2 separate regions of the Mus musculus genome follow, and region 1 is linked to region 2. The links are chromatin loops, found by intact Hi-C in ENCODE. Cell type or tissue: gastrocnemius. All regions are shown on one strand.

Region 1 (2,500 bases), 170 kb after region 2:
GCTCCATCTCCTGCTGGGGCCTCCGTGAGAGTAGCAGAAGAAGGGAGATGTGTTCATTCTTCCTCTGCTTGCACGTACTTGACAGCACATCTGCTGGAGCCCACTTTTTCAGGATTGCACTTTATACAGAAGACCAGCTGAAACATCCAGCCTTGTGGGACTGAGCAACGACTAGAGTTTTAGGCTTTCCATTCATAGCTGGTCATTGTTGTGTTAGTCAGACTGCAACATAGAAGTCTCTCTCTCTCTTTCTCTCTCTCTCTCACACACACACACACACACACACACACACACACACACTAATACAGATCTGCTCTCTGCTCCCTCTTTGTGGGGAATTTAGTCTTTGCTTAAATCTCCACACTATCATATAACACACAACTAGCAGCTTTTTCTTCTCTTTTATTTTTCTTAGAAAGAACTCAAGATGTTTGCTCATCTATGTGCTTTCTGATTCTCTTATATATATATATATTTTATTATTATGTATTTTCCTCAATTACATTTCCAATGCTATCCCAAAAGTCCCCCACTTCCCTACCCACCCATTCCCATTTTTTTGGCCCTGGCATTCCCCTGTACTGGGGCATATGAAGTTTGTGTGTCCAATGGGCCTCTCTTTCCAGTGATGGCCGACTAGGCCATCTTTTGATACATATGCAGCTAGAGTCAAGAACTCCGGGGTACTGGTTAGTTCATAATGTTGTTGCACCTACAGGGTTGCAGATCTCTTTAGCTCCTTGGATACGTTCTCTAGCTCCTCCATTGGGGGGCCCTATGTTCCGTCCAATAGCTGACTGTGAGCATCCACTTATGTGTTTGCTAGGCCCCGGCCTAGTCTCACAAGAGACAGCTATATCAGGGTCCTTTCAGCCAACACTTGCTAGTGTATGCAATGGTGTCATCGTTTGGAGGCTAATTATGGGATGGATCCCTGGATATGGCAGTCTCTAGATGGTCCATCTTTTTGTCTCAGCTCCAAACTTTGTCTCTGTAACTCCTTCCATGGGTGATTGTTTCCAACTCTAAGAAGGGGCAAAGTGTCCACACTTTGGTCTTCGTTCTTCTTGAGTTTCATGTGTTTTGCAAATTGTATCTTATATCTCGGGTATCCTAAGTTTCTGGGCTAATATCCACTTATCAGTGAGTACATATCATTTGAGTTATTTTGTGATTGTGTTACCTCACTCTGATTCTCTTTAAGATCTGAGCTGCCTGCTGTAAATTTCATTTAAAAGTGGCAACAGAGCAATTTTCAGGACAAGCCTGACATCTAGTGGTTGATGTTGTTAAGTTAAAATACAGATCTTTCACCACAGATAGGAAGAAACAGGTTATTTGAAGCTAAAAGTGAGTGACCATGCCAGTGAATGTAGATTCAGCCTTCTCCAAAAAGCTAAGGTTCCCCCATTAGTATATAACATTCATGGTCACAGAAAAAAATATTTCAGAGTCAATGCAAGCATCAGATATAGTAGAGAGACTCTACTATAGATTTTATTTGCTGTCTTACAGCCAGCAGGGCTTAGGGTTAGAGGGAGTTTGTGGCTTCCTCCAAACACTGTAAATGTTTGGCCTGAAGGCCACAAGGATGCATGGGTACATAAAGACTAGACTAATAGATGGAAATGACTCATGATGACCAAAGACAGTATTTGCTTCAACAATAAAACTCCACTTCTCAGAATCATCAAGTTCCAATCAGTCACTCAGTACTTAAAACCTTCAAAACAGATTTGACATTTCCAGAAAACCTAGTTTCACAACTGAAAAGGAAGCCATATTCAAAACCCAGAGCCACAGCAGGCATTCAAATAGAGACAGCACGATAAGAAAGGAGTTAACATTCATGCAAGAGAACACAGTGACCTCAGCATATCCCAGGGGATTCTGTCTTTCGACATTTTTGTCACTTCCTCTTCATCACAATGCAGAATATCTGACCCTGCTTATGTTTTGTCATTTAAAAGGCCTCAAAAAGTTACATATTATTCTCGAATCTTTTTACTAAAAGTAAATGCAGTGTGTACGTGTAGAAAATCTGGGCTTGGCCAGGAGATCATCACAAATGAAAGCTGTCTCAACTGAAGCCGTCCTATGAAAATGGGAGGAGCAATTATATCCCTAATGCTTCCAAACGCCCCTGCTAAAGACTGTCACTTCCAGCTTTCCCTAATGAGTACAAGGCCTGCTTAGAGTTTTCAGTCCTTTCTCATTCTATTTCTTTGCAGTAAGTACCAGCCCCTGCTCTGTGAAGTATTCCTATATCCCTGAACACTCTGGAATTCCTGTCACATGCTCTGAAGCCTCTAGACCTGGTCCTACCACATGGCTTACTTGCTGGACTCCACAGCAGAAGACTTTCTCCCAGCCTCTTCAAGCTCTTGCTGGAAACTGTTTTTCTGTCTGTCCCTCACACTTGAAGAAAGTTATGCCAGAGCTTCTTTTAATTCTGTTCCTAAATTCTTTTTGGCAGGAATTTAAAACCCCAAGAAGAGGA
Region 2 (2,500 bases):
ACATGCTCTCAAATATCGACTGATGATTTTACTCAAGTCCCAAGCCGAGAGAACACCAGTGCTCTTATCAGATCATTCTAAAGACATTTACAGTATCTCATATAAAAAATATTAACCAGCAAAAGAATACAGAAAAACAGACAAGCATTTCCTCATGAAACTTGATTTCCCTGCATGCATGGGGACATTTCCTCTCAATCTTTTCCGCATGTCCACATTCAGCATGGCTTTGGAGTGTGGCCCCGTGTTCTCACCTTGGTTAATTGCGGGGATGTCCTTGTCCTGAAATACCGGGCTTCCCTCAGGAGTGAAGCCTTCTGGAACACTGGTACTGCAGACTCCAGAACATCTGGATGCTGAGGGTGCTCCCATGCTCAAACCTGGCTCAGGAAGACAAGTGCAGACATATAGATGCCCCCGGGACTCCACTGTGAGCCGGGACAGCAGGCAGCAAAATCCAGCCCCTTCCAGGAGAGGCCACCCAGGATGCATTCCTGAAGCCTGCCTGGCTATCTCACTCATCATACCTGGTGACAAGGCCTAGATGCCTTCAGTGAAGGAGATCCCTTTAAGGGACTAACACTTGGCTCAGAAAGGCTAGGGCAGCCAATATGAGGCAGAAAAGAGGCACAGTAGACTTTAAATCTTCAGGCAGCACCAGAATCAAGGCTGGCCTCAGACCCTACTCTTGAACATTTCTCTCCACTCAGGCTGAGTGCCTGCTGCCCCAGCCAGGCTAGAAACTGGCTTACCTTAAAACAAGTAGGTATATGGTATGACACTTGGCAATCTGCTGTTAGGTGGGCCCTCTCTACTCCTACAAGTATCAGGAGGCCTCCTCCTTGGTTCCCAGGGGCTCACTCATAGGTACAACCCTACAACGCCATGTTGGAGCTGTGAAACTAAGTTAAGATTATCTTAAGCCACAGCTGCAGCCTCTGGCCTCTTCCCAATGTCCCAGAGACTGGAGCCAGCTTACCTAGCAAGGAGAGCATAGTTAATATCCAAGGCCACAGGCTTCCCATGATACCCATGGTGGGTCCTCACTGCCCTCTTGGCAAGCAACACACAGAAATGTGGCAGGGAAAGGCCTCCTTAACTCAGGGACTCTACCATCCACCCCCTTTAATAGGGGCTTCTCCAGCCCACACCTGCAGCCTCCCAACCACCTCCACCTGCAGTTCCTCCCAACAACTATCACCTGAAGACCTGCCCAGTCTTACCAGAGGACTCTACCCCTGTCCCCAGCCTGAGCCTTCTGGACCATAGTCCCATCCATCTTGGCTGAAGTGGGTAAAAAGTGGGCCGGGGACACAAAACAAATCCTTAGGATACCCTTGAGCAGGGTAGCTTCCCTGAGATTCCCCCTCCTGCCACCAGAGGGCAGAGAAGCATTGCAGCCTCATGTAGTTCATGACTTGGATTGAGATCCAGTCACTAAAAGGGGGCTTTCCTTTTCCTGTTCCACCAACTACCGGAGGGTTCAGACCCAGAAAATCTGCTGGGAAACTCAAGGCACCTCTCCCTATGTGGTCACCATACCCGTATAATCTCTCCCCTCCCCCCTCCCCTCCTCTATTTATACGAGAAAGGGTCTCATTAAGTAGCTTTGGCTGTCCTGGAACTCAGTATGTAGACCAGGCTGGCCTCAAACTCAGAGAGATCTGCCTGCTGCCTGTGTCTACCTCCTGAGTGCTGGGATTAAAGGCATGTGTCACTATGCCCAGCTATAAGCTTTTATTTCAGAAGCCATATAGGAAAGTACACAGGTTGCAAGACTCTGAGAAACTTCACACTGAACACCAGCATCATCAGCACCCAGAGACGCCCCCCACTGCAGAGGGGACACTTTTGAACTCTTAGACGCTCATATGACTGTGGTCCTTCCAATGCCACTGCCCACTGACATGATCGGCCAGGGCCCCTTCCCATTTCACTAATTCAAAATACAAAGCTCCCAGACTTTCTTCCTTTACATCCTGCCATCCAGAGACCCGGCCTGGATGGACAGCCTGGAACATACCAAGTCCACCCCCATGTTCAGTAAAGGAAAGCCAGAGCTCCACAAGGACCTGTTGGCATTCTTGCTGAGCCTGGGGCAAACATCTCTCAAGAAGTAGAAGCTAGAGCCAGACAGAGGGGCTATAATAAAAGCAGATGCTGCTGATGCCTGAGCAGAATCTAGACTGGTTTCCAGGAATCCGATGGATATGCTAATTATCTTGACCAGCAGACTCATTCCTTCACAGTGCTTATATATGTCAAAGCTTGTCAAGTACCTTAAACACTCCATTTTTTTCCCATTAAAAAAGAAGATGCCAGGGGTGGTGGCGCACCCCTTTAATCCCAGGATGTGGGAGGCAGAGGCAGGAGGATTTCTGAGTTTGAGGCCAGCTTGGTCTACAAAGTGAGTTCCAGTACAGCCAGGGCTACACAGAGAAACCCTGTCTTGAAAAACAGAAGAAGAAGAAGAAGAAGAAGAAGAAGAAGAAGAAGAAGA

The links. Peaks named below come from ENCODE experiments on the same cell type or tissue, not always from the same donor. Only the 100,000 strongest peaks of a DNase experiment are listed, where the experiment ranks them.
Region 1: it touches region 2 in a loop (14-fold over the local background); 12 of 42 quality-filtered maps call a loop at or near these places.

What each region holds. Positions count from the first base shown.
Region 1 is chr2:127,165,237-127,167,736 of GRCm38, reverse strand. No RefSeq gene overlaps it. Among named protein-coding and RNA genes, the nearest start is that of Itpripl1, 23 kb to the right of the region's middle. In gastrocnemius, a CTCF peak has its summit at 1,279 (motif pointing left); no DNase peak of the experiment used is centred here.
Region 2 is chr2:127,340,231-127,342,730 of GRCm38, reverse strand. It overlaps Astl (astacin-like metalloendopeptidase (M12 family)), which reads right to left and starts at 1,095. Exons shown (of 9, transcript NM_001291003.1): 1 at 980-1,095; 2 at 255-380. The coding sequence starts at 1,034. In gastrocnemius, a CTCF peak has its summit at 1,376 (motif pointing right); a DNase peak (open chromatin) is centred at 1,367.